Linked DNA regions of Homo sapiens: region 1 is linked to region 2. A link is a loop called in an ENCODE intact Hi-C map of the cell type or tissue named here. Cell type or tissue: heart left ventricle. All regions are shown on one strand. Links, peaks and the distances in the headings refer to the core of each region. The heading gives the core; the rest is flanking DNA.

Evidence for each region. A loop is a pair of places that touch in the nucleus more often than their neighbours do. Peaks named below come from ENCODE experiments on the same cell type or tissue, not always from the same donor. Only the 100,000 strongest peaks of a DNase experiment are listed, where the experiment ranks them.
Region 1: a loop joins it to region 2, with 14 times the contacts of the local background. A loop is called at or near these places in 3 of 110 quality-filtered maps.

Annotation. Positions count from the first base shown.
Region 1 is chr19:16,978,879-16,993,942 of GRCh38, reverse strand. CPAMD8 (C3 and PZP like alpha-2-macroglobulin domain containing 8) reads left to right here. Exons shown (of 42, transcript NM_015692.5): 12 at 357-527; 13 at 4,172-4,300; 14 at 13,257-13,446. Among named protein-coding and RNA genes, the nearest start is that of CPAMD8, 40 kb to the left of the region's middle. In heart left ventricle, for the core only: no CTCF peak of the experiment used is centred there; DNase peaks (open chromatin) are centred at 7,212 and 7,472; H3K27ac peaks cover 774 bases.
Region 2 is chr19:17,032,364-17,047,427 of GRCh38, reverse strand. No RefSeq gene overlaps it. Among named protein-coding and RNA genes, the nearest start is that of CPAMD8, 13 kb to the right of the region's middle. In heart left ventricle, for the core only: no CTCF peak of the experiment used is centred there; DNase peaks (open chromatin) are centred at 5,168 and 9,067; H3K27ac peaks cover 770 bases.

The DNA of each region.
Region 1 (15,064 bases), core at 4,373-12,372, 56 kb after region 2:
TGTAGTGAGGTCTCACTATGTTACCCAGGCTGGTCTGGAACTCCTGGCCTCACATGGGATTATAGGTGTGAGCCACTGCATCCGGCTTCCATGTCTGCCTTGGAAGCCTCTTGAGTAGCTGGGACCACAGGCACACGCCACCACTCCTGGACCTGTGAGTCCTTCTTTTTTGTTCCCTTTAAGGATTGTTTTTGCGATTTGGAACTCGTTGCGATGCCCTGTGAATTTCAGGAGCAGTTTGTCAATTTCTACAAAGAAGCCTGCTGGGATTCCAGTGGGGATTGCGTTGATTCTGCAGATCAGTTTGGGGAGCATGGCCGTCTTAACTCTGTTGTGTCTTGGGTGACCTTTTCTAGGTGGAGCTATCCTACCCCGATGGCAGCCCAGCTGAGGGGGTGACGGTCCAGATTAAGGCAGAGCTGACACCAAAGGATAACATCTACACCAGTGAAGTTGTGTCCCAGCGTGGACTAGTGGGGTTTGAAATCCCCTCCATCCCCACGTCAGCCCAGCACGTGTGGCTGGAGGTGGGTGAGTCCCGTGGACCCTTGTTATTCAGCCAGCAGGTATGGACTTGGGGCCTCCCCCAGGCTGGGTGCAGGCACCTGATCAGTGGGCCTGGAGCCCGTCCCAGCCCTGCAGGAGTACACATTCCACTAGACAGTGGGATGGACAACACAGCCATCCTGGGATCAGGTGGAAGGTCAAAGAGAGATAAGGGTGCCTGGACCAGTTATGCCAAAGGAGTCTTGTCCAAGGAGATCTCTCCAAATGGACTCCTGACCATGGGGAAGTCAGCCAGGCTGCTTCTGGGCGGGTGGAACAGCCTGGGTGCAGGTTCAGAGGCAGACCGTGATTATACTGTAATCAGAGTCTCACAAGTGCTCAACTACATTGAGCCATTTTGGAAAGAGATTGGGGAGAGAGCCAATGGTGGTTTCCGCCACCTCACGGGTGCTCAGTGGAAGGCAGTGTCAGGCGAAAGAGTGATCTGATTTTTTTTTTTTTTTAAGAGACAGGGTCTCGCTCTGTTGCCCAGGCTGCAGTGCAGTGGCATCATCATAGCTCACTGCAGCCTCTAACTGCTGGGCTAAAGGGATCCTCCTGAGTCAGCCTCCCAAGTACCTGAGATTACACGTGCATGCCCGTAATTAGCACCTCACCCAGCTAATTTTTAAATTTTTCTGTAGAGGCTGGGCACAGTGGCTCATGCTTGTAATCCCAGCACGTTGGGAGGCCAAGGCAGATGGATCACCTGAGGTCAGGAGTTTGAGACCAGCCTGGCCAACATGGCAAAACCCCATCTCTACTAAAAATACAAAAATTAGCCAGGTGTTGTGGCAGGTGCCTGTAATCTCAGCCACTCTGGAGACTGAGGCAGGAGAATTGCTTGAACCCGGGAGGTGGAAGTCGCAGCGAGCCAAGATTGCGCCACTGCACCCCAGCCTAGGCAACAGAGTGAGACTCCATCTCAAAAACAAACAAACAAGCAAATAAATAAATAATAAATTTTTCTGTAGAGATGGGGTCTTGCTATGTTGCCCAGGCTGGTCTCAAACTCCTGGACTCAAGCCATCCTTCCACCTCAGCCTCCCAAAGCATAGGGATTATAGGCCATGAGCTGCCATGTCTGGCCTGATCTGATTTTCGATACCCAGTGATCACTCCAGAGTCTTTAGTTGGGGGTGGTTCAGGGCGGGCCCAGGCAGGCAGACAGGAGGTGAGGACAGAGAGGTCTCCAAACTGGAGCTCTTGAGGAAGTAGATCCAGAAGGCCTTAGTGTCCCATCATCAGGGGAGGCAAGAACAGGAGGGACTGGAGAGGATGTCCCAGCCCTTGGCTTTGGGAACTGGCAGTGGACCTGGCGGCCCTGCAGAGAGTAAATACGTAGATGGGAACTGAGGACACTGTGGTCACTTTGTCCTCTGTGGGCACCATGTCCTAAAGGTTTTAACCACTGAAGCCACTGCCTTGCCACTTGACATTCACAGCCAGATGGGTTCACGCTTTCTTGTGTTGGACCTGCTGCTCAACACACAGCACAGCTGTTTGGTCACCTGGGCCACTGTTCTGTTGTTTTTTTTTTTTGATACAGAGTCTTGCTCTGTCGCCCAAGCTGGAGTGCAGTGGTGCAATCTTGGCTCACTGCAACCTCGGCCTCCCAGGTTCAAGCGATTATCCTGCCTCAGCCTCCCGAGTAGCTGGGATTACAGGCGCCCCCCACCACGCCCAGCTAATTTTTGTATTTCTAGTAGAGATGGGGTTTCACTATATTGGTCAAGCTGGTCTTGAACTCCTGACCTCAGGCAATCCACCTGCCTCGGCCTCCCAAAGTGCCAGGATTACAGGTGTGAGCCACCGTACCCGGCCCACTGTCCTGTTTTAAGAGAGTGACCACAGCCTGGCATCTCTCAGACTCCTTGAGGAACCAGAGATCTGCCCTGCCCATCCCCTACCAGGTGGGAGATTGCAGTAACTTCTGACACCAGCTACCTGGAGCTGGGCCACACTTCACAGGTGGTAGGCACAGCCCTCTCCACAAGACTACCCTAAATTCTGACACCAGCTGCAAGTCCAGGGGTCCCCGGGCCACCTGTGCTTCCCACCTACTGGCTGCAAATTCCACTACCCTACCACCTTTTAATTACAGCTTTACCATAGCAAAATGACATAAATTAGAACCAACCAAAGAGAGAGATGCATAGGGTGAGGTCTGGGCAATTCCCAGATTGGAAGCTTTGTGTGTTCTCTGCACAGAACCAGGATATGTAATCCCCACAAGCTGAGCATTGCTAAGCAGGAAAGCTCACCTGAGCTTTGGTGTCCAAAGTTTTTTGTGGGGGCCTCATTTCGTCTGCATGATTGATTAAATCATTGGCCATGGGACTAATCTCAATCTCCTGCCCTCTCCCTTCCCTGGAGATGGGCTGATAACCTGTGGCTCAAAGCCCAGCCATCTAATCACACAACTGGCCTTTCTGGTGTGGCCCGTTTATACCCTATTTAGAGTCTACCTACTTCCCAGGAGCCAGAGACAGAGGCAGGCCAACTTTTTTTTTTTTTTTTTTTTTTTTTTTTTGAGACAGAGTTTTGCTCTTATTGCCCAGGCTGGAATGCAATGGCGTGATTCCAGCTCACTGCAACCTCTGCCTCCCAGGTTCAAGTGATTCCCCTGCCTCAGCCTCCCAAGTAGCTGGGACTACAGTTGCCGGCCACCATGCCCGGCTAATTTTTTGTATTTTAGTAGAGACAGGGTTTCACCATGTTGGCCAGGATGGTCTCGATCTCCTGACCTCGTGATCTGCCCACCTTGGCCTCCCAAAGTGGTGGGATTACAGGCGTGAGCCATCGCGCCTGGCCCAACTTCTTTTTAAAATTATTTCAGAGATACGGTCTAGCTCTGTTGTCCAGGCTGGAGTGCAATGGTGTGATCATAGCTAAATTGCAGCTTTGAACTCCTGGACTCAAGTGATCCTCCTGCTTCAGCCTCCCCTAGTAGCTGAGTCTCCAGGCACAAATTTTTTGTAGAGACTGGATCTTGCTATATTGCCCAGGCTGGTCTTGAACTCCTGGGCCCAAGTGATCCTCACACCTCTGCCTCCCAAAATGCTGAGATTATAGGTATGCACCCACTCTGCCTGACCCCCAATACCCTTTGACCAATCTTGGATGCTTGCTTCTTTTTTTTTTGAGTCAGAGTCTTGCTCTGTTGCCAGCCTGGAGTGCAGTGGTATGATCTCAGCTCACTGCAGCCTCTGCCTCCTGGGTTCAAGCAATTCTTGTGCCTCAGCCTCCTGAGTAGCTGGGATTACAGGCATGCGCCACTACTCCTGGCTAATTTTTGTATTTTTTCAGTAGAGACGGGGTTTCTCCATGTTGGCCAGGCTGGTCTCGAACTCCTGGCCTCAGGTGATCCACCTGCCTCGGCCTCCCGAAGTGCTGTGATTACAGGTGTGAGTCACTGTGCCCAGCTGGACACTTGCTTCTTGATGCTAGGAAGAATGGGCTGGACAACTGGCTATTACTCCCTGAGGATTGGGGAGGGGGTTCCCCAAAGGGATATTGGAGCATGAGAGGGTGTTTCTTCTGGGCAGAGCAAGCAGAAGCATCCCCAAGACCCCCTTTCTGCTCTTGGCACTCGGGTGTTGATCTAAGCATCTTCTCTTCTCAGACCAAGGTGATGGCACTGAACGGGAAGCCTGTGGGGGCTCAGTACCTGCCCAGCTACCTCTCCCTCGGCAGCTGGTACTCCCCCAGCCAGTGCTACCTGCAGCTGCAGCCACCCTCCCACCCACTGCAGGTAAGATTTTCAGGAGCTACCCTTCCTGGGCCATGCGGGATCCAAAAAGCAGCATGAGCCAGGTGCTGTGGCTCATGCCTGTAATCCCAGCATTTTGGGAGGCCGAGGCAGGCGGATCACTGGAGGTTAGGATTTCGAGACCAGCCTGGCCAGCATGGTGAAACCCCATCTCTACTAAAAATACAAAAATTAGCTGAGTGTGGTGGTGCGTGCCTGTAATCCCAGCTACTCGGGAGGCTGAGGCAGGAGAATTGCTTGAACCCGGGAGGCAGAGGTTGCAGTGAGCTGAGATCACACCACTGCACTCCAGCCTGGGCGACAAAGCCAGACTCCTCAAAAAAGACACAGCATGAGTGAGCCCCTAAGGCAGCAGTAGCCAGCCTTTTTGGCACCAAGGATTGGTTTTGTGGAAGACAATTTTTCCACAGACGGGGGCACGGGCACGGGGGATGGTTTCAGGATGATTCAAGGACATTATGTTTATTTTGCACTTCATTTCTATTATTATGACATTGCAATATATAATGAAACAATGATACAACTCACCATCATGTAGAATCAGTGGGAGCCCTGAGCTTGTTTTCCTGCAACTAGACAGTCCCGTCTGGGGGTGGTGGGAGACAGTGACAGATCATCAGGCATGAGATTCTCATTAGGGGCATGCAACCTAGATCCCGTGCAAGCACAGTTCACAATAGGGTTCACACTCCTGAGAGAATCTAATGCTGCCACTGCTGATGTGACAGGAGGTGGAGCTCACATGGTAATATGAGTGATGCGAGCGGCTGTAAATACAGATGAAGTTTTGATTGTCAGCCTACTACTCACCTCCTGCTGTGTGACCTGGTTCCTAACAGGCCATGAATCAGTACTGGTCCATGGCCCTGGGGGTTGGGGACCCCTGCTCTAAGGGACCTAATACTACAGCTGACACAGGGATCCCTTATCTCCCCAGCAAGGGGAGAATTCTGCAGAATGCATGCATGCATTACTATTTGTTTCTTTTCTTTCTTTTTTTTTTTGTTTTGTTTTTGAGGTGGAGTCTCACTCTGTCAGCCAGGCTGGAGTGCAGTGGCACGATCTCAGCTCACTGCAACTTCCGTCTCCAGGGTTCAAGTGATTCTCCTGCCTCAGCCTCTGGAGTAGCTGGGATTACAGGTGCCCACCACAATGCCTGGCTAATCTTTGTATTCTAGTAGAGACGGGGTTTCACCATGTTGGCCAGGCTGGTCTTGAACTTCTGACCTCAAGTGATCTGCCCACCTTGGCCTCCCAAAATGCTGGGATTACAGGCGTGAGCCACCACGCCCGGCTCGTTGCTATTTATTTGTTATGGACATTTAGGCTGTGGCCCAGGGCTGACAATGATGATCACCACTCTGCCCCAGGGCACCACTGCACCCAGACCTGACATAGAGCTGCTGCTATGGGGCCAGATTCCCCACTGCCTTGAGCCTTCCCTTAGTGCAGAGGCCCTGGGAGTTTCTCCACACAGACACTCTGAGTGCAAAGACAAGGTAAATTTAGAGCCGTGTCTGCCATTCATTTTTCCTGGGTCTATTATTTTGCAATTCTGATTACATAAGGTGTGTGTGTGTATTTTTCTTTTAATTAATAGACTTAATTTTTTAAGAGCAGTTGTAACTTTATAAAAACCTTGAACAAAAAGTAGAGTTCCCGACCGGGCGTGGTGGCTCACACCTGTAACCTTGGCACTTTGGGAGGCTGAGGCGGGAGGATTGCTTGAGCCCAGGAGTTTGAGACCAGCCTGGGCAACATGGTGAAATCACATCTCTATCAAAACAAAAACAAAAACAAAAAAACCCCAGCCGGATGTGGTGGTGCATGCCTGTAGTCCCAATTACTCAAGAGGCTGAGGCAGGAGGATCACTTGAGCCCGGGAGATTGGGACCGCAGTGAAACATGATCGTGCCACTGTACTCCAGCCTGGGTGACAGAGCGAGACCCTGTCTCAAAACTAAACTTAACTAAACTTTATCTATAGCTTACTATTGGCCAGAGTCAATCAACACAGATTTTGTACTTTCTATGCATGATATACTGTATTCTTACAATAATGTAAGCTACAGGAAGGAAAATATTATTAAGAAAATCATAAGATTTTCTTACGCTGGCAGGCGCAGGTAAAAAAAATCATAAAGAAGAGAAAATATCTTGACTGTTCGTGAAGTGGGAATGGATCATTGTAAAGGTCTTCTTCCTTGTCATCTTCACGTTCAGTAGGCTGAGGAGGAGGAGGAAGAGGAGAGGGGGTCCTGCTGTCTTGCTTGGGCAGAGGTGGAAGAAAATCCACACATCAGTGTTGTGGGCAGTTCAAACCTGTATTTCTCAAGGGTCAACTGTATATATGTGCATATATATGGATATGCTGTGTACATGTGTGTTCATAGACATCTAGATACCCACATATACATATATATATATATATATATATATATATATTTTTTTTTTTTTTTTTTTTTTTTTTTTGACAGAGTCTCTGTCTCCCAGGCTGGAGTGCAGTGGCACAATCTCGGCTCACTGCAACCTCCATCTCCTGGGTTCAAGCACTTCTCCTGCCTCAGCCTCCCGAGTAGCTGGGATTACAGGCACCTGCCACCATGCCTGGCTAATTATTTTTGTATTTTTAGTAGAGACAGGGTTTCACCATGTTGACCAGGGTGGTCTCGAACTCCTGGCCTCAGGTGATCCACCCTCTTCGGCCTCCCAAAGTGTTGGGATTACAGGCGTGAGCCACCGCGCCTGGCCATACACATCTATATTTAAGATACATCACCCCTCTGTTAACTTTGTGGACTGGTGGCAGGCTCACTGGCTGGGCTGTTTGCATCCTGGCCGCAATCCCAGCAGAGCCTCTGGCTCAAGCTATAGCCCCAGCCTTGGCAGAAATGTCACCCCTAATGGAAACCAGTTGCCATCACAGCGCCCAGGGCCCTACCAGCCCATAAACCTCTCACACTCCTTTTCTGATCATATCGAGGCCCCTGGGGTTCAGCTTGGAGGAATCGTGGCGCCAAGGCTGCCTGTTTCCTGGGATTAACAGCCCTTTGCAGAGGTTGTAAGAATGAGAAGTCAGACAGGATCATGCCCAGCTTGGCTGAACACACTGTTCTTCTTGTAATTCCATTAAACCAGTGGTGCAGGGTGGGGACGCTGGTGCTGGCCTCCTCCTCAGGGGACAGGAAGGAACCTTGTGTTCTCAGCTGGCCAGACTGTTGTTCTGATTAGGGGGAGACCTGGCTCTGTCACTCAGATTTTGCTCCCCGGGTGAATCTCAATCCTGTTTGAGGTGGCTCAGAAACCCCAGCGCGTCCTACCCACCAAACTGCCATGAGGGGCCCGGGCACAACCTCAGGGCATGGAGGGAAGATGGGTTCATGCTGGGGCCAGGCTGGGCATGGTGCAGGGACCTCTTCCTCTTCTTCTAGCGCCAGGGCCCCGGCAGGGGGGAACTGGGGGGCTCCACTCCCCACATCTTGGCACCCATCCTTCTGAACCTGTTTTGCTTGGTGAATGGGGGCGCTCACTCCAATCTTTTAAGGTTGTTTTGATGCCATAAATTTAGTAAAGAAGAGGAGAAAGGTTTGTGCTCTCCTTTTCCCCCCAAGATCTCAAGCAGAAGGGGACTTCTGTTTGGGTGTCTTTTTATAAGGGGGACATTAATAAATTTAGAGTGAAATTGAAAAATGTTAATATAATAAACAACCATGAGACTTTCACCTAGATTTATAAATTAATGCTTTGCCTATATCCTTTCATTCATCCCTCCATCCACCCTCCATCTCTCTCTCCATCCCTCCATCTGTCCCTCTCTTCATCCCTCCATCCATCTATCCTCTCTCCCTCCATTCATTCACCCTTCCTCCCTCCCTCCACCCATCCATCCACCTACTACCCTTTATCCACTCATCTTCCCTCCATCCATCCACCCTTCATCCATCCATCCATCCTCCATCTATCTATTCATCCATCCATCCACCCTCCCTCTGCGCCTCCCTTCATCCATCCATCATCCATCCATCCATTTACTCTCCCTCCCTCCTTTCTTCCTTCCCTTCCTTCCTTTCTCCACCCATCTATCCACCCACTACCCCTATCCATTTATCATCCATCCATCCATCCTTCCGTCTGCCCTTCATCCACCCTTCATCCATCCATCCATCCATCCATCTACCCTCTCTCCCTCCTTCTTTTCCTCCTTTCTTTCTTTCCTCCACCCATCCATCCACCCACTACACTTACCTATTTATCTACCCTCCATCCATCCATCCATCCATCCGCCCTTCATCCATTCATCCACCCTTCATCCATCCATCCATACATGCACCCTTCATCCATCCATTCATCCACTCTCCCTTCATCCATTCTCCCTCTATCCCTCCCTTCATCCATCCATCCATCTGCCAATTCACGCATCCATCTATTTCTCTACACATTTTTTGGCTGCAGCATTTGAAAGCAAGTTACAAACATGATAGTGCTTCACTCTTAAATACTTGACCATAATGTATACTTAAAAAAAGGCATTATTTTACCTGACCTCAAGGCCATTTTCTTAGGTCACACCTAAGAAAATTACATTCACCAAATTATATTGTCTAATTCATAGGCAATATTCAGATTTTCAATGGGTACCCTAAAAATGTAATTTACATTTAGTGTTTGTTTGCATGCATATGTGACTGCATGATTGTATCACACATGTGTGACTACACATGAGTGTGCATGTGCATTTGTGTGAGTGTGTGTGCATGCTCACCCATGTGTATGTACTTGGTTTTTAGGGGTTTCACTATGTTGCCCAGGCTGGTCTTGAACTCCTGGCCTCAAGTGATCCTCTCTGCCTCAGCCTCCCAAGGTGTTGAGATGACAGATGTAACCACCACACCCAGCCCCACTACTGTTAATAATTGGGTTGTTTATCTTTGTTGAGTCGTGAAAGTTCTTTCTAAATTCTGGATACTAGCCCTCATCAGATGTGTAATTTGCAGACATTTTCTCCTATACTATGGGTTATCTTTTCACTTTCCTGACAGTGTCCATTAGTGCAACAAAAAATTTTAATTTTGATGAAATCCAATTTCTCTTTTTCTTTTGCTGCTTGTACTTCCGATGCCACATCTCAAAGAAACCATTGCCAAATCTAAGGTCATGATTTATCTCTGTGTTTTCTTTTAAGAGTTTTATAGTTTCAGCTCTTACATTTAGGTCTTTCATCTGTTTTGAGTTAATTTTTTTATATGGTGTGAGGTAGGGATCCAAATTCATTCTCTCTCTCTCTCTCTCTCTCTTTTTTTTTTTTTTTTTTGAGATAGGACCTTGCTCTGTCACCCAGGCTGAGGTGCAGTAGTGTGATCATAGCTCACTGCAGCTCAACCTCCTGGGCTCAAGTGATCCTCCCACCTCAGCTTCCTAAAGTGTTGAGATTGCAGGTGTGAGCCACCACCCACAGACCAACTTCACTCTTTTGCATGTACCTATTCAGTTGTCTCAGCACTGTTTGTTAAAAAGACTATGCTTTCCCCATTGAATGGTCTTGGCACCCTTATTTCAAATCAGTTGCCCTTAGCTGTCTGGATTCATTTCAGGGCTCTCACTTCTATCCCACTGGTTTCTATGTCTCTCCTTATGCTGGTACTACACTGTCTTGATTACTGTAGCTTTGTAGTAAGTTTTGAAATTAGGAAGTGTGAGTCCTCCAATGTTATTCTTCTTTTTCAAGATTCCTGAGTCCTTTGTGTTTTCATATAAATTTTAAGATCAGTTCCATTTCTGCAAAAAAGGCCATTGAGATTTTGATAGGCTTCCCCTAATGCTAACATCTTACAAGACTATGATCCATTTGTCATAACTAAGAATCAACACTGGACATCAGTGTTAACCAGACTCCAGATTTTATTTGGATTTCCCCAAGTTATCCCACTCATGGCCTTGTTTTCTGGTCCGGGATCACCTTTAGGGTCCCACGTCACATTTAGTCATCACGTCTCCTTGGTCTCCTCCAATCTGAAAATTTTATTCTTTCCTTGTCTTTCACGACCTTGACATTCTTCTTTTTCCTTTCTTTGTTTTTAATTAATTTATTTTTGAGACAGGGTCTTGCTCTGTCACTCAGTATATTAGTCCGTTTTCATGCTGCTGATAAAGACATACCCACGACTGGGTAATTTATAAAGAAAAATAGGTTTATTGTTATTTATTTATTTATTTATTTATTTATTTTGAGATGGAGTCTCACTCTGTCACCCAGGCTGGAGTGCAATGGCACAATCTCAGCTCACTGGAACCTCTGCCTCTCAGGTTCAAGCAATTTTGCTGCCTCAGCCTCCTGGGCTGGGATTACAAGCACCTGCCACCGTGCCTTGCTAATTTTTGTATTTTTGTAGAGATGGGCTTTCCCCATGTTGGGGAGGCTGGTGTTGAACTCCTGACCTTAGGTGATCCGCTTGCCTTGGCCTCCCAAAGTACTGGGATTACAGACGTGAGCCACCATGCCCAGCCAGAAAAAGAGGTTTAATGGATTCACAGTTCCACGTGGCTGGGGAGGCCTTACAATCATGGCAGAAGGTGAAAGGTACATCTTACATGGTGGCAGACAAGAGAGAATGGGAACCAAGTGAAAAGGAAAACCCCTTATAAAATTATCAGATCTCACGAGACTCATTCTCTACCATGAGAACTGTATTGGGGAAACTGTCCCCATGATTCAGTTATCTCCCACTGGGTCCCTCCCAGAACACATGGGAATTATGGGAGCTACAATTCAAGATGAGATTTGAGTGGGGACACAGCCAAACCATAGCACCCGAGGCTGGAGGGTGGTGGCACAGTCATGGCTTACTGCAGCCTTGACCTCCTGTGCTCAAGTGATCCTCCTGCCTCAGCCCCCCTAGATAGCTGGGACTATGGGCTTGTGCCACCACACCCAGCTATTTTTTTTATTATTTTTTGTGGAGATGGAGTTTTGCCATGTTGTTCAGGCTGGTCTTGAACTCCTGAACTCAAGCAATCTGCCTGCCTCAGCCTCCCAAAGTGTTAGGATTATAGGCATGAGCCACCACACTCAGCTGACATTCTTCTTTTTGCTGCTCAAATTTTCCAAATTTGGCTGTGGGAGTCCCTTAGGCCCAGCTTCTTAAACAGGCAGATTCTTCCTTTAGGGGGAGGTAGAATGACATTTATTTTTCTTACTATATATTTTTTTAATTAAAAAATATTGATTGATTGATTGAGACAGGGTCTCACTCTGTTGCCCAGGCTAGGGTGCAGTGGCATGATCATGACTCACCGCACATCGACCTCCCTGGCTCAAGTGATCCTTCCGCCTTAGCTTCCCGAGTAGCTGAGACCACAGGCACCCACCACCACATCCACCTAATTTTTGTATTTTTGTAGAGATGGGGTTTCACCATGTTGCTGTGGCGGGTCTTGAACTCCTAGACTCAAGCAATCCTCTCGCCTCGGCCTCTCAATGTGCTGAGATTACAAAGCATGAGCCACTGCGCCTGGCCAAAGTTTTTTGATTTTTTGTAGAGACGGGATCTCACTTTGTTGCCCAGGCTGGTCTCAAGCTTCTGGGCTCAAGTGATCCACCCACCTCAGCCTAACAAAATACTGGGATTACAGGTGTGAGCCATGGCCCCTGGCCAGAATGACACTTATTAGCCACCTACAGTGTGCATTGTGTGATGTTGAGCATGACACACACATCATCTCATTGGAGCCTCAGGACCCTCTGTCCAGGAGATAACAGCCTTATTTTACAGGTGGGGAAACTGAGGCTCAGAGAGGTGAAATGATTTGCCCAAGCTTCCACGGCAAGAATGTCACTCTTCCCCTACTCCAGATATCCCTCTTCTGGGCTTTCAGGGTGATCCCAACATTTGGGGACAGTCACAGATTGCAAAACATGGAACAGAGGCGGGATTCCTAGGGCAAAGTGTTGGACATGGCCACACGCCAACCCCCTAGGGAGATCTTAGGACCTGGGAGGCCTTAGCTTTCCTGATATCAGAATAATGGCAGCTTCAGGGTTCAATGTGGGGCCTTAGCATCAGTTCCCCTGAGTTTGAATCCTGCCCTACACTCATTGACATTGGGCAAAGAACCAAGGCCTCAGTTTCCAGTTTTCCCCTCTAGGAACTTGGGGACTATGATAGGACCCAACTCATTGAGTTCATATCCTAAGAGAAGGCCCAGCCCACTTGTGGCATTAGCACGTTCAAAGTTAGGAAACAGTATTTTATTTTTATTTTTTTTTGGAGACAGGGTCTCACTCTGTTACCCAGGCTGGAGTGCAGTGGTGCGATCATGGCTCACTGCAGCCTTGACTTCCTAGGCTCAAGTGACCCTCCCACTTCAGCCCCCTGAGTAGCGGGGACTACAGGCATGTGCCACCACGCCTGGCCAATTTTATGTGTGTGTGCTTTTTGTAGAGATGGGGGTCTCACTATGTTGCTCAGGCTGCTCTCTAACTTCTGGACTTGAGCGATCTGTCCGCTTCAGCCCCCCAAAGTGCTGGGATTACAGGCGTGAGCCCAAAATACTGGGATCACGAGGTCAGGAGTTCGAGACCAGCCTGGCCAACATGGTGAAACTCCGTTTCTACTAAAAATACAAAAATTATACCGGCATGGTGGCGGGCGCCTGTAATAGCTACCCAGGAGGCTGAGGCAGGAGAATCACTTGAACCCAGGAGGCAGAGGTTGCAGCGAGCTGAGATCTCACCATCGCATGCCAGCCTGGGTGACAAGAGTGAAACACTATCTTAAAAAAGAAAACAAAAAACAAAAAAGCTAGGGGCCAGGACTGGATGCTGGGCACTCCGCTCCCTCAGCCATCCCAACCTCCCTCTGGCCCCAGAATGGCCGTCTTCCTGTGGTGGGTTGCAACATTGGTGCGAGGCAGAGCCCCCCATGCTGCGTGTCTTCCATAGGTTGGGGAAGAAGCCTATTTTTCTGTGAAGTCCACATGTCCCTGCAACTTTACCCTGTACTACGAGGTGGCTGCACGGGGCAATATTGTGCTATCGGGCCAGCAGCCTGCCCACACCACCCAGCAGCGAAGCAAGCGGGCGGCCCCTGCCCTGGAGAAACCGATTCGTTTAACACACCTTTCTGAGACAGGTGAGCCGGGCAGCAGGGAGAAGGTTCCTGTTCTTCCTTCTGAACAATTGAGACTGAGATGGGTGCTCCTGCAAGGAGGGACAAGGCAAGACCCAGCAGAGAGGGGAGCATGCCTTGGGTCAGAGGGGACACATCCTTAACAATACCAGACTGGGTCCAGGAAGACAGTGATCAGCTGCTGGAAGTGGAGAGGTTCAGGCCCCAGACTCTTCTCACTCTGTGTGTGCAGGGGACAGGGAAAGCCAGCCACAGACTAGGCTCTTGCACTGGCCCACATTGTGCTGTTGCCTCTTTGCCCAGGCGGTTCTGCCTATGAGTCCTCTTCCTCTTCTCTTTTTGACACCATGTGCTCCTCATAAGGCCCTCCTCCCAGGGGACTTCCTTAGTCCCCTCCTCTTCAAAGCTCTTCTTCTCAATACAGGGTCCCCAACTTGAGCACTATAGACATATATAAGGGGGTGGATCACTCCAGAGTGGGGGCGTCCTGTGCACTGTAGGGTGCTGAGCAGCATCCCTGGTCTCTCCCCACCAGATGCCAGTAGTACCAACTTTCCACAGTATGATGACCTAAAGAGTCTCCAGATATTGCCACTATCCCCAGGGGGCAGAGTCACTTCCAGGTGAGGACACTGAGATAGGTAGGTAGATAGACAGAATGATGGGTGGATAGATAGATAGGCAGGATCTCTCAGGCGAAGGCAAGGTTTCTCAACCTTGGCACTATCAACATTTGGGCAAGATCATTCTCTGTGGTGGAGGCACTGTAGGATATTGAGCAGCATCCCTGGCCTCCACCCCATAGATGCCAATAGCCCTATAGATGATAGAGGGATGGATCAATGGATGGATGGACAGATAGAAAGATGGATGAATGGATGGATGGATGGATGGACTGATAGAACAGTGGATAGATGGAAGGATGGATGGATGGATGGATAGGTGGATAGATGGATGAATGGACAGAGAGATGGATGGATGGATGGATGGACCAAAAGATGGATGGACAGAAGGATGGATGGATGGATGAATGGACAGATGGATGGGTGGATTGATAGATGGATGGATGGATGGATGGACCAAAAGATGGATGGATGGATGGATGGATGGATGAATGGACAGATGGATGGATGGACAGATGGATGGATGAATGGACAGATGGATGGCTGGATGAATAGATGGATGGATGAATAGATGGATGGAGGTACAGAAGGATGGATGGATGGATGGCTAATGGGTGGGTGGATGAGGATTAGATGAATAGATGGATGGATGGATGGATAGTGGGTGGGCGGATGATGACTGGATGAATAGATGAATGGATGGATGGATAGTGGGTGGATGGGTGGATGATGGATGGATGAATAGATGGATGGTTGGATGGATAGATGGATGGATAGTGGGTGGATGAATGGGGGATGATGGATGGAAGAATAGATGGATGGATAGTGGGGTGGGTGGATGAGTGGATGATGGATGGATGAACAGATGGATGGATGAACAGATGGATAGATGATTGGATGGTGGATGGGTGGGTGGATGATGGATGGATAAATGGATGGATGGTGGGTGGGTGGATGATGGATGATGAATAGAGGGATGGGTGGATGGTTGGATGGGT
Region 2 (15,064 bases), core at 1,512-9,511:
GTCTGTGTCTCACTGACTCAATTATTTTTTGGATTGACCTTGGTGCACAAAAGCAACCACGGGCAATATAGAAAGGAAGGATAAGGCTGGGCACAGTGGCTCTCACCTGTAATCCCAGCACTTTGGGAAGCTAAGGTGAGAGGATCGCTTGAGCCCAGGAAGTCGAGGCTGCAGTGAGCCACGTTTGCACCACTGCGCTCCAGTCTGGGCGACAGAGTGAGACCCAGTTTGTTTGTTTTTGAGATGGAGTCTCACTCTGTCACCCAGGCTGGAGTGCAGTGGTATGATGGTGTGATCTCAGCTCACTGCAACCTCCACCTCCCGGGTTCGAGCAATTCTCCTGCCTCAGCCTCCCGAGTAGCTGGGACTACAGGTGTGTGCCACCACACCCAGCTAATTTTTGTATTTTTTAGTAGAGACGGAGTTTCACCATGTTGGCCAGGCTGGTCTCGAACTCCTGACCTCAAGTGATCCGCCTGCCTCTGCCTCCCAAAGTGCTGGGATTACAGGCGTGAGCCACCATGCCCAGTCCCATCAGTGTATTTCACTTCAGTTTGCATCTGGCACAATAGACATTGGCAAAATGAACAAGTGAGGCAAACACAGCCTTGAAATTGAGCCTGGCACCCGGTAAGTGTTCGATGTTTGTCCTACTCCCTTTTGCTGTGCGACCTGGGTAAATGACTTCCCCTCTCTGAGCCTCCATCATCTCCTCTGTAAGTGGGGAAGAGTATGGGCTGAACTGTGTCTCCCCAAAATTCATACGTGAAGGTTATAACACAGTCCTTCAGAATGTGACTGTATTTGGAGTTAAGGTCATTATTAGAGAGGTAATTAGGTAAGGTTAGCAGCCAAAGGAAAACTAACACTATTTTTCACACAGATGTGAACCAGAACCTTCCACATCAGCACAGAGAGGAGGAAAAAGAACCACAGAGGACAAGAAGAGAGGAGTGCTGGTCCTGGTCCCTGGTGCTGGGAACCAGCTGGATGCCAGGACACACCAGGCACAGCCAAATCCCACATGGATCTGCAGGAGGGGCACCCCAGGATGATTATGGGGTCCTCCTAGGGAGAGCTCAGAGTCCCAGCCAATGCTCGTAATTGCCTGGGGTCAGTGGGTCGCTGAGCTAATCCTCCCAAGCACATCAGGGGTCTCTGCCATCACTGAGGGGGACTTCCAGAACTCCCTGGAACCCAATCAAGTCCAATTAACCAAAAAGGCAGGAATGTGGGCTGGGACCCCAGCAGGTGGGGGGCTTCTCGGCAGGGAGGCTGGGGTGGCCCAGGAACTGTCTCATTTGTGGGAAACAGACCCCAGGCCCCAGCCCCATCCAGGGCAGGGAGGGAGGGGACCCCCAGGCTCAGGTCAGTGGGGTCTGTCTGTTCAGCGGGGCTTTGGGCTGTGGGATCCAGATCCAGGGACACCGGCCTTGGTGGTTAATTTGATGTTCTGCTCATAGACATGTGATGATTTAAAAGCCACATTTCAGTCAGGCAGAGGAGGACAAATATTGCTTGATTGCACTTATGGGAGCCACAGGGAATAGCCAAATTCCTAGAGACAGACAGTAGAAGCGAGACTCCCAGGGGCTGGGGTAGAGGACTGGGGACTGTTTCAAGGGCTGGAGTGATAAAAAAAAAATTCGGGATGTAGATAGTGGTGATGATTGCACACATTGGGAATGCATTTAATGTCAGTGAATTGTACCTTCCAAGTGGTTAACATGATCAATATCATGTATATTTTACTACAATGGCAAGAAAAAGACTTTGACTAAGTTTGCAATCAGCATTTAACCATTTAAGGAAATTGGTTCATTAATGTATAGTTGGATTTATTAGTGGCATGACAATGTTTAAATATTTGGGGAAATGTACTTCCTAGATGGAAATGCTTAATAAATTGAATATTAAAAATTTTTGGGGGAGGCTAAGGTGGGAGGATTTCTTTTTTTTTCTTTTTTTTTTTTTTTTTGAGATGGAGTCTCAATCTGTCACCTAGGCTGGAGTGCGATGGCACGATCTTGGCTCACTGCAACTCCCGCCTCCTCAGTTCAAGCAGTTCTCCTGCCTCAGCCTCCTGAGTAGCTGGGATTACAGGCACGTGCCACCACACCCAGCTAATTTTTGTATTTTTGGTAGAGACAGGGTTTCACCACATTGGTCAGGCTGGTCTCGAACTCCTGACCTCAAGTGATTCGCCCGCCTCAGCCTCCCAAAGTGTTGGGATTACCGGCGTAGGCCACCGTGCCCAGCCATGTGCTTACCTTTTTAAAGAATGGAGTGTTAGTCTTACACAGACTCCCAATAGTGGCAGGTAGCACTTAAAGGAGGGGCGTGTTCCCACATCTGAGACCCTGGGTGGGGACTGCATCAACATCATCCTGGGGTGGGTGTGAGTCTGAACCCCCTGCTGGTGCCCCTCAGCTCAGCCCTCTAACCATCACCTGGCCTGGTAGGGTCAGTCCCCCTAGACAGTCCCTGTGCTGGGAATTACAGGTGTAAACCACCACGCTCTGCCCATTTTCCCGAATATTTAAACACTGCCACGCAAATAATAAATCAAGCTACACATTTCATGAACCAATTTCCTTAAATGGTTAAATGCTAATTTCAAACTTAAAGTCTTTATTTGACATTGTAGTAAACTCTACATGGGCCAGGCGCAGTGGCTCATGCCTGTAATCCCAGCACTTTGGGAGGCCGAGGCGGGTGGATCACCTGAGGTCAGGAGTTCGAGACCAGCCAGGCCAACATGGTGAAACCCTGTCTCTACTGAAAATACAAAAACTAGCCGGGTGTGGTGGCGTGCACCTGTAGTCCCAGCTACTCAGGAGGCTGAGGCAGGAGAATCACTTGAACCTGGGAGGCGGAGGTTGCAGTGAGCTGAGATCATGCCACTGCGCTCCAGCCTGGGGGACAGAGTGAGACTCTGTCTCAAACAACAACAACAACAACAAAAACCCCAACTCTACATGATAATGATCGTGTTAACCACTTGGAAGGTACAATTCAGTGACATTAAATGCATTCTCAATGTGTGCAACCATCACCATATCTACACCCCAAAGTTTTTATCACTCCAGGCCCTTAAACCAGTCTCCAGTCCTCTACCCCAGCTCCTGGGAGTCTCACTTCTACTGTCTGTCTCTAGGAATTTGGCTATTCCCTGTGCAATCAAGCAATATTTGTCCTCCTCTGCCTGACTTACTGAAATGTGGCTTTTAAATCATCATGCATCTATGAGCAGAACATCAAATTACCCACCAACACTGATGTCCCCGGATCCCACAGCTGAAAGCCCCACTGAACAGACAGACCCCACTGACCCGAGCCTGGGGGTTTCCTCCCTCCCTGCCCTGGACAAGGCTGGGGTCTGGGGCTTGTTCCCCACAAGTGAGACATCCCTGGGCCACCCTGGTCTCCTGCCGAGACCTCTAAGCCCTGCTGGGGTCCCAGCCCACATTCCTGCCTTTTTGGCTAATTGGACTTGATTGGGTTGCAGGGAGTTCTGGAAGCCCCGCTCAGTGATGGCAGAGACCCCCGATGTGCTCAGGAGGATTAGCTCAGCGACCTACTGACCCCAGGCAATTAGGAGCATTGGCTGGGACTATGAGCTCTCCCTAGGAGTACCTCATAATCATCCCGGGTGCCCCTGCTGCAGACCCATGTGGGATTTGGCTGTGCCTGATGTGTCCTGGCATCCAGCTGGTTCCTAGCACAAGGGACCCGGGCCAGCACTCTTCTCTCCTCATCCTCTGTGGTTCTTTTTCCTCCTCTCTGTGCTGATGTGGAAGGTTCTGGTTCACATTTGTGTGAAAGACCCATTTGGTTTTCCTTTGGCTTTTATTTTTCCATTTTTGATTAATTTTGAGACAGGGTCTCACTCTGTTGCTCAGGCCAGAGTGCAATGGTGCAATCCTAGCTTACTTCAGCCTTGAACTCCTGGGCTGAAGCGATCCTCCTGTTTCAGCTTCCTGAGTAGCGGGGACTACAGGTGTGCACCACCACACTCAGCTAATTTTAAAAATATTTTTTAGTGATTGGGTCTCCCTCTATTGTTCACAGTGGTCTCAAACTCTTGGCCTCAAGTGATCCTCCTGACTCAGCTTCCCAAAGCATTGGGATTACAGGTGTGAGCCACTGCCTGGCCTTCTTGCTTTTTTACCTGTGAGCAAAAGATTCCTCAAGCAGGCTGCTTTCTTCCCCCCAGGAATCTCCCTATAACCTTTGCAGATGCCTTTTTTTTTTTTTTCGAGACAGAGTTTTTGCTCTTGTTGCCCAGGCTGGAGTGCAATGGTGTAACCTTGGCTCACTGCAACTTCTGCCTCCCAGGTTCAAGCGATTCTCCTGCCTCAGCCTCCTGAGTAGCTAGGATTACAGGCGCCCACTACCATGCCTGGCTAATTTTTTGTATTTTTAGTAGAGACAAGGTTTTGCCATGTTGGCCAGGCTGGTCTAGAACTCCTGAATTCAGGTGATTCTCCCGCCTCAGCCTCCCAAAGTGTTGGATTACAGGCGTGAGCCACCATGCCTGGCCTGCAGATGCTTTCTGATAAATCTGCGTGAGGCGTGGCGGTCTGAGTTGCAGTGAGTGAGAAATAGAAACATTTAATTCACAACAGAAGCCTGGTGCCTAGCTTTCTTTTTTCCTTTCCTTCCGTCCCTCCCTTTGTCTCTCTCTCTCTCTTTCTTGTTCGACAGGGTCTCACTCTGTCACCCAGGCTAGAGTGCAGTGGTACGATCATAGCTTGGTGCAGCCTCAAACTCCTAGGCTCAAGCTATCCTCCCACCTTAGCCTCCCAAGTAGCTGGGACTACAGGTGCAAACCACCATGGCCAGCTAATTTTTTAATTTTTATTTTTCATAGAGATGAGGTCTCACTATGTTGCCCAGGCTGGTCTCGAACTCCTGTCCTCAAAGTGATCCTCCCACCTCAGCCTCCCACAGTGCTGGGGTTCCAGGCGTGAGCCACCGCACCCGGCCTCTTGTGACTTTTAAAAGCATTTCATCACAGCATGGTATGGGAGTGTTCATTAAATGCATTTTGTCTCTTTTCCTCTTTTTGATTGATTAAAAATGACTCGTGTGTTCCTGCTGAAAAGGACCCCTGGAGGTGATCCAAACACCCCCCACACCCCGCTCCACGCACACAGGCGGCTCTGGCCAAGTCGCAGCCTCCAGAACCCACTCCACCCCTGCACTGTGTTTCCTCAACAACCAAGCCTGGGAACATTCCCAAAAGGGTCCAGGAAGCAGCTCACTCAGCAGATGTTTGGTGATTTCAGAAAACAAAAGGGTCGGCAGGTCACGTCCATCAGCTCCCTGAAGAGTCCTCCAGGATCACGCCTGCTGCGTGGCTTGGCACAGCCTGCATCACGACAACACGGACTTTCCATCTTTACTGTCCTTTTGATCACTTCTGCAGGGGGATAGCTCAACTTACAAACCACGTAAATATTTTCCTTTCGGCACCAAACTTTCCCCTGGGGAGCTGGAAGCCCAGCTGGGGTCTTTTTGTCTCTGGCCTCCGGGTCCAGGGCTGACCTGGGATAGGAGCATTTGTACCAGCCTCCCGGAGTTGCAGTGAGAGGTACCGGCAGGTTTCAGGGACAGGAGGCTGTTAGGACTGCCACCCACCACATCTGGTGTGAGGGACCACAGGATGGAAGAAGGCAGATATGCGGAGTTCTGAGGCAGGTTATGTGGGCCCTTGGAGTTGCTGAACCAAAGTACACCTGCAATCATAAAGCCAATTAAGATGTTTGTTAAAGAGGCTGGGCATGGGGCCGGGCACGGTGGTTCACGCCTATAATCCCAGCACTTTAGGAGGCCGAGGTGGGTGGATCACGAGGTCAGGAGATGGAGACCATCCTGGCTAACACGGTGAAACCCCATCTCTACTTAAAAAATACAACAAAAATTAGCCGGGTGTGGTGGCGGGCGGCTGTAGTCCCAGCTACTCAGGAGGGTGAGGCAGGAGAATGGCGTGAACCCGGGAGGCGGAGCTTGCAGTGAGCCGAGATTGCGCCACTGACTCTGCCTCAAAAAAAAAAAAAAAAAAGAGGCTGGGCATGGTGGCTCACACCTGTAATCCCAGCACTTTGGGAGGCCGAGGCAGGTGGATCACTTGAGGCCAGGAGTTCAAGACCAGCCTGGCCAACATGGTGAAACTCTGTCTCCAGTAAAATACAAAAATTAACCGGTGTGGTGGTGCATGCCTGTGATCCCATCTACTCAGGAGGCTGAGGCATGAGAATCGCTTGGACCTGGGAGGCAGAGGTTGTAGTGAGTCAAGATTGCACCACTGCACTTCAGCCTGGGAAAGAGAGGGAGATTCCGTCTCAAAGAAAGAAAAGAAAAGAAAAGAAAGAAAAAGAGAGCTGTGTCCAATGCTTCTTGTAAATCAAATAAAACAAGCACACAAATAGAACATTCAATTAAGGAAATTGTCTATCATTGGTAACATTGATGAAATCAGTTTCAGGGGAGTGATGGGGAGGGAGAGAAACAGCTTGATTGGAAAGAAATGAAGGGGGAACGGGAGGAGATAAATTGGAGAACTTAAGACCAATACCAGAAAAATAAAGCAGACCCATACAAAAACCAAATAAGGCTGGGTGCAGTGGCTCATGCCTGTAATCCTGGTACTTGGGGAGGCTCAGGAGGGAGGATCGCTTGAGCCCTGGAGTTTGAGGCCAGCCTGGGCAACATAGCTAGACCCTGCTTTACAAAAAATATAAAAATTAGCTGGGTGGGCCAGGTGCGGTGGCTCACGCCTGTAATCCCAGCACTTTGGGAGGCCGAGATGTGCAGATCACAAGGGCAGGAGATCAAGACCATCCTGGCTAACACGGTGAAACCCAGTCTCTACTAAAAATACAAAAACAAAATTAGCCAGGCGTGGTGGTGGGCACCTGTAGTCCCAGCTACTTGGGAGGCAGAGGCAGGAGAATGGTGTGAACTTGGGAGGCGGAGCTTGCAGTGAGCTAAGATTGTGCCACTGCACTCCAGCCTGGGCGACAGAGCAAGACTCCGTCTCAAAAAAAAAAAAAAAAAAAAAAAAAAAGCTGAGTGTGGTGGTGCTCACCTGTATGTAGTCCCAGCTACTTGGGAGGCTGAGGCAGGAGGATCGCTTGAGCCCAGGAGATGAAGCCTGCAGTGAGCTATGATCATTCCACTGCACTCCAGCCTGGGCGACAGTGAGATCCTGTCTGAAAAACAAAACAAAACAAAACCCCCAAAATCACAATGCTGAGTGAAAGAAGCTAGTCACGAAACACCACATAGTGTGAGATTCCATTGATATGAAATGCCCACAACAGGCAAATCCATAGAGACAGGAAGCAATGAGTGGCTGCCAGGGGCTTTGGGAGAGGGAATGGGGAGTGACTGCTAATGGGGACGGGGTCTCCTTTTGGGGGATGAAATGTTCTAGAATGAAATAGAAGTGATGACAGTTGCACAACTGTAAGTATACTAAAATCTATTGATTAAATAGATCTTAATCAATAGTAAATCTATTGAACCAGACACTTTCACTGGGTCAACTTTGTGGTATGTAAATTATACCCCAATTATACTCCCAAAAAAAGATGGCTGGAGGAGGGGCAGTGTGGGTGCCCTCCAGAGCCAAAGCTTATTGGAGCCCTGGCAGGTGAGGGGCTGCTGGCTGGGAAGCGGGAATGAGCCAGCCGGGCTCACAGGGCAATGAGAGTCCAAGTCCCAGGGTAGGGCAGGGATGGCAGAGGCTGTGGGCTGGATGGGGGCCTGGGGAGCTGAATGGCGAGGGTGCCTCAGAAGGTTTGCATGAACAAGTGATGAAACAAACGTCTCCTCCTGCAACATCCCCCCGACCCCCACCCTGCCCCACCACCATGATCCAGCAGGAGCCAACTCCTCCCTCCCACTCCTGGGCTGCCTGGTCCCAGTGTCCCTAGGCTGCCGTTTATGGAACATTGACTAGGTCCAGGCTCAGGGCTGGCCTTACATTCCTGGGTTCCCATCCTCACCGGTGCCCTGTGGGGTGAGCCCTGCTGTCAGAGTTTCTAGAATGCACCTGTTTGGAACTGATCTGCCAAAATATTGGGAGCCACTGAGAGCTGGGCCAGTCTCCAGCACCTGGTATGCTGGCCTGGGTGGGGGCGGTGTCTGTGGACATTTGGTGATGGGAGGAAGGAAGGGAAGGAAGTGGTCACCTCACCTGGGGGCTATGTCCCTGTCTACCTCACCTGGGGGATTTCTATGCCTGTCCACCTCACTTGGGGGATTTCTACAACTGTCCTCCTCACCTGGGGGATTTCTACACATGTCTGCCTCACCTGTAGGATTTCTACACCTGTCAGCCTCAGCTGGGGGATTTCTACACCTGTCCACCTCAGCTTTGGGCTTTCTACGTCTGTCCATCTTACCTGGGGGATTTCTACATCTGTCCATCTCACCTGGGGGATTTCTACATCTGTCCATCTCACCTGGGGGATTTCTACATCTGTCCATCTCACCTGGGGGATTTCTACACCTGTCTGCCTCACCTGGGGGCTTTCTAGGCCTGCCCACCTCACCTGTGGGCTTTCTACGTCTGTCCACCTCACCTGTGGGCTTTCTACACCTGTCCACCTCACCTGGGAGATTTCCACGCCTGTCCAACTCACCTGGGGGATTTCTACGCCTGTCCGCCTCACCTGGGGGATTTCTACACATGTCCACCTCACCTGGGGGTTTTCTATGCCTGTCCACTTCACTTGGGGGCTATTTATGCCTGTCCCCCTCACCTGGGGGCTGTCTACCACCTATGTCGTCTAGGAGGCCATGCACCTACCCGTCTTATCTGGAGGACCATGCCCCTGTCTACCAGGGGCTGTCTACACCTGTTCACTTCATCTTGGGGGTTGTCTACTTCATTTGGGGGTTACCTATACCTGCCTACCTCACCTCGGCAGGCCATGTACCCACTCAGCTCACCTGGGGGGCCATGTGCCTGCTTGCCTCACTCAGGGGCTGTCTACACCTGGGTTGGACAGGCCATTGGCCGGAGTGGCCGTCTCCAGGCTTAGCTCCAATAGACAGAGGCCTCCTGCGGGGCTGGACGAGGCCACCCCCAGGGAGTTAGAGGGTGGCGAGCCCCCTCCGCAGCCCCTAGCATGTGCTTGGAACTGCTGGCAGCCTGGTGGCTCCTCAGCTTCTGCCCGGTCCAGGTTGTGTCCGGAACATTTCTGGTACTGAGCTGGCGTCTTCTCCAGGACAGATGCTGCTGGCGGAGCCGAGGCGGGCCAGGGTGTTCACTGTGGTGCTTTTATTTCCAGCCTGCTTGCCCAGAAGGCAGAGCTTGCCAGGGTGCCTACTGGGGCTGAATCGTGTCTGGGCCTCAGTTTTGTTTTCTTTTCTTTTCTTTTCTTTTCTTTTCTTTTCTTATTCTTTTCGTTTCTTTTCCTTTCTCTCTCTCTCCCACCCTGCCCCTCCATTCTTTCTTTCTTTCTTTCTTTTTCTTTTTCTTTTTTTTTTTTTTTTGACCGAGTCTCGCTCTGTCGCCCAGGCTGGAGTGCAGTGGCACAGTCTCGGCTCACTGCAACCTCCACCTCTTGGGTTCAAGTGATTCTCATGCCTCAGCCTCCTGAGCAGCTGGGATTACAGGCACCCACAATCACGCCCAGCTAATGTTTGTATTTTTAGTAGAGACAGGGTTTCACCATGTTGGCCAGGCTGGTCTTGAATTCCCGACCTCAAGTGATCCTCCCTCCTCGGCCTCTCAAAGTGCTGGGATTACAGGTGTGAGCCACCGCACCTGGCCAGGGCCTCGGTTTTCTTATTCCAGTGCTGTCCCAGGCCCCATTCCTGCTCTCATGTCACAGGAGCCTCTAAGAAGGAATGGTTGGGCAGAGATGCCACCTAAGAGACAGGAGATGGTGCCGGTCACCAGACCCCGGGCCCTGGGAGTGTCTGATGCAGAGCTGCACTGAGGGCTCAGGTGCAGGTAAAAAGGGCTGCAGGCAGCATCTCCACCCTTCTTCCCGGACAGACGCACACACCCCTGCCCTGCTCCCTGACACTCCTGCCCCACTCCCTGCCCTCCGCCTGTGCTCACCCTGTAGGGACACAGTGAGGTGAGCGAGTGTAGTTAGCTCCCAGGTGAGGTGGGTGGGGACATGGCCCCCAGGTGGGTGTGGGTAAATCCTAGGTGAGGTGGATGGGTGCATAGTCCTCAGGTGGGATGGGGAGGTGTACATAGCCCCCAGGCAACAGGGACTGGTGTAGACAGCCTCCAAATGAGGTGGGTAGAGACATGGCCCTCCAGGTGAGGTGGGTGGGTGCATGGACCTAGGTGAGGTGGGTGGGTGTAGTCCCTAGGTGAGGTGGGTGGGTGTAGACCGTCCCTAGGTGAGGTGGGCGGGTGTAGACAGTCCCTAGGTGAGGTGGGTGGGTACATGGACCCTAGGTGAGGTGGGCGGGTGTGGCCAGCCCCCAGGTAAGATGGGCAGGTAGGGACCCAGTCCCCAGGTGAGATGGGTAAGTGTGGACAGCCGCCAGGTGAGATGGGCAGGTATGAACAGCCCCCAGGTGAGGTGGGCAGGTATGGACACAGCTACCAGGTGAGGTGGGCAGGTATGGACAGCCCCCAGGTGAGATGGACAAGTATGGACAGACCCCAGGTGAGGTGGGCAGGTGTGAACAGCTCCCGCGTGAGGTGGGCAGTTGTGGACAGCCCCCAGATGAGGAGCTCAGGTAGAGACAGCCTCCAGGTAAGGTGGACAGAGACATGGCTCCCCAGGTGATCTGGGCAGGTGCAGACAGACCCCAGGTGAGCTGGGCAGGTGCAGACTTCACAAGCATGCATTTGGAGGCACAGTCACCCAGCTGAAGGAGCACCCCAGAAGGGGCTTCACCATGGTGAAGCTGCCAGAAGGAGCCAGAAAGATGGGAAGAAGCCCTCTTGGTGCAGAGGGCGGATCACTGACTGACCTCCGAGGGCAGCCTTCAGGGGACATCTAGGGCATGCCCCAGGAACAGTGGGGCTGCGGTGGTGCCTCAAGGCTGTCTGGGGCTGGATGATCACAGGGCATTATCTTTGCTCAGACTCAGGGTCCAGGCAGGACAAAGCTACTCAAGATGGTTGAAGCAAAAACTCGGCAAACTCGGATTTTAGGGAAGTGGTTCTGGAGTTATGAGGCTGAAGCTTCCTCCCGGAAGTGACGTCAGAGCTTGGACCAGCTGTGAGTTCATCTTCTCCAAGGAGCTGCACATCCCCAAGGCCACCCTGAGGCTGACCCTAGAGCCTACACACTGGTCCCCACCGGCTGGGGACCAACTGCCCTGTGCTGTCCCCCGATGGCCTGCGTACACTCCCCGCCCTGAGGACACAGTGCAGGATTCACAGGGCAAGAATGGGAACCTGGCTTGATCTCTGGTCCCCACACCCAGAGAGGGCCTGTGGCAGCCCGAGTCTCCTTTGCCTTCCTCCACGCTTGGTGCTACTTGGAGCGGGCACGAGCTCCTTCCTGCCACAGGGCTGTGTGGCACATTGCTTGTGCTCGGAGCGGTTTTTGGGGCAGCTGGCATCTCCAAACCCCAGAGAGGGCTGAGTCCAAGAGGTTAAGCCCAAGGGCACTTCAGGTCGCCTTGTCCCAGACATAGACCTTTCTGAGGCCTCTTCCTCCATGGAAAGTCCCAGGCCTGCATCCTGTTATCCTGCCCCATCCTTTTTTTTTCTTTTTCTGAGACCGAGTTTTGCTCTTGTTGCCCAGGCTGGAGTGCAGTGGCGCGATCTCGGCTCATCGCAACCTCTGCCTCCCAGGTCCAAGCGATTCTCCTGCCTCAGCCTTCCTGAGTAGCTGGGATTATAGGTATGCGCCGCCACCATGCCCGGCTAATTTTGTATTTTCAGTAGAGACGGGGTTTCTCCATGTTGGTCAGGCTGGTCTCGAACTCCCGACCTCAGAAGATCCACCCGCCTCGGCCTCCCAAAGTGCTGGGATTACAGGTGTGAGCCACGGCGCCGGCTTTTTTTTTTTTTTTTTTTTTAAGACAGAGTCTTGCTCTGTCATCCAGGCTGGAGTGTAGTGGTGCAATCATAGCTCACTGCAGCTTCAAATCCTAGGCTCAAGCAATCCTCCTGCCTCAGCCTCTTGAATAGCTGGGACTTGCTGGGGCAGATCCCAGATGTCCCCCTAAAAGCCACCTTTGGAGGCCACTCAGCCACCACACACAGCTAATTTTTCTTTTCTTTTTCTTTTTTTTCGAGATGGAGTCTCTCACCCAGGCTGGAGTGCAGTGGCGCGATCTTGACTCACTGCAACCCCGCCTCCTAGGTTCAAGAGATTCTCCTGCCTCAGCCTCCCAAGTAGCTGGGATTACAGGCTCCTGCCACCAACCCGGGTAATTTTTGTATTTTTGGTAGAGACGGGATTTCGCCAAGTTGGCCAGGCTGATCTCGAACTCCTGACCTCAAGTGATCTGCCTGTCTTGGCCTCCCAAAGTGCTAGGATTGCAAGGGTGAGCCACCGCATCTGGCCAAATTTTTTAATTTTTTGTAGAGATGAAGTCTCACTATAATACCCAGGCTGGTCTTGAACTCCTGACCTCAAGTGATCCTCCCACTTCGACCTCCCAAGGTGCTGAGATTATAGGTGTGAGCCACTGTGCCTGGCCCAATTTTTGTGCTTCAGTGTACATTTTTGTTTTTCTAAACAGATGTATAGTTGGCCCTGAAGAACAATGGGGTTGGGGTGCTGAGCCTCCTGGCAGTTGAAAATCTGTGCATAACTTTTGACTCCCCCAAAACTTAACTATTAATAGCCTACTGTTGACCAGAAGTCAACAGATAACATAAACGATCAATTAACGCATATTTTGTATGTTCTATGTATTATATATCGTATTCTGACAATAAAGCAAGGGGGAGAAAAGAATAATAAACATGTTATTAAGAAAATCATTCCTGCCTCACTCCTGGTAGGTGTCATTGCATATTTTGGCTGGGCGCAGAGGCTCATGCGTGTAATCCCAGCACTTTGGGAGGCTGAGGTGAGTGGATCACCTGAGATCAGGAGTTCAAGACCAGCCTGGGCAACACAGTGAAACCCTCTCTCTACTAAAAATACAAAAAATTAGCTGGACATGGCGGTGTATGCCTGTAGTCCCAGCTACTTGGGAGGCTGAGGCAGAAGAATCGCTTGAACCTGGGAGACGGAGGTTGCAGTGAGCCGAGATTGCGCCACTGCACTCCAACCTGGGCAATGGAGCAAGACTCCATCTTAAAAAAACAAACAAACAAAAAATGATGCTGGGTGAGAGAAGGCAGACACAAAAGCACACATAGTGTATGATTCCATTTATACGAAATGTCCTGGACAGGCATGGCCTGATCTCCCTCTGGCCCTAGGAACCCTGTCAGGGGCACTGTGCTAGAAGACCCAGATCACTGCAGGCCATCAGGCTGTCTGTCTGTCTTCAGTCCTGACATCCAATCTCCTGGGCACCTGGCAGGCACAGGCACATGCTGGCTAAGTGGGAGAAAAACGCCCATTGGGCCAGGCGCAGTGGCTCATGCCTGTAATCCCAGCACTTTGGGAGGCCGAGATGGGCAGATCACTCGAGGTCAGGAGTTCAAGAACAGCCTGGCCAACATGGTGGAACCCCATCTCTACTAAAAAAAAACAAAAAAATTAGCTGGATTAGCTGGGCGTGGTGGCATGTGCCTGTAATCCCAGCTACTCGGGAGGCTGAGGCACGAGAATCACTTGAACCCGGGTGGCAGAGGTTGGCAGTGAGCCGAGATCGCGCCACTGCACTCCAGCTTGGGCAACAGGGTGAGACTCCATCTCAAAAAAAAAAAAAAAAAGAAAAGAAAAAAAAAGAAAAACGCCCATTGACAACAGGACAGTCTTTGCGGTCTTCCTCGTCCCCCATCCAAACTGCAAAGCTGCTCATCCTAGGCATGTTTGGAGATGTTTGACAACCACTTACCATGGGGCTAATGCAGCCAGTTCCGCCCTCACACAACAGGGCCATTCCTAAAAATGACCTCACGCTGCAAATTCACACAATCAAACCACAGGGCTCATGGGAAAACGGGTCAGGGCACAACCATCCAAATGTCACCAATGACACCTAAAAAAAAAATAGGCACCTACTAAAAATGGTAGTGACATTGTACAAATGTCAAATGGTTAAGAATTTCAAGAATATGGCCGGGCGCGATGCCTCACGCCTGTATAATCCCAGCACTTTGGGAGGCCAAGGCGGGTGGGTCGCTTGAGTCCAGAAGTTGGAGACTAGCCTGAGTGAGATGGCAAAACCCTGTCTCTACTAAAAATACAAAAAAATTAGCCAGGCATGGTGGTACATGCCTGTGGTCTCAGCTACTCGGGAGGCTGAGGCGGGAGGATCACTTGAGCCCAGGAGGTTGAAGCAGCAGTGAGCCCTGATTGTGCCGTTACACTCCAGCTTGGACAAGAGAGTGAGAACCCATCTCAAAAAAAAAAAAAAAAAAGAAAAGAAAAGAAAAGAAAAAAAATACACAAATACAGTATCAGCCTTGGAAAGACTGAAGGCTCATTTGTGGACCTGGGCATGGGGAGGTGGCAGCCTGTGAGTTACTGTGAAGGTCTGGGAGGAGATCATCTGAAATCAGGCGGGATATTGTAACCTCAGACAGGGACAGATGTGGCTCCTGGCACACAGCAAGGCACTGAGGGAGCACAGAGATGCTGGAGAGGGTGCAGGTGTGGTTTTTGTGTATTCCTACGTGGCTGGGGTCAGCCAGGTGCAGTTTTCTGCATTCATACCCAATGTTTCTTGCAGACAAAAATCTTACATAAGTGAACACAATATTTGATTTTATGCTCAAATCATTCCTAATGCATCCATCATGTCGGAACACATTTGTGCTTTCAAAACAAGTGATAAAGTGGAAGTGACTGTACTCCGCCCATGGGTAATTTCAACCTACTGGCGTGAAGTGACTAAACATAGAGTTAGGAAGAGATCTGTGTTATTATGGAGTATTTTCACCATGCATAACCTCAAGAGTACAGAGAATTGTAAAATGTAGTAAAATGAAGACGAA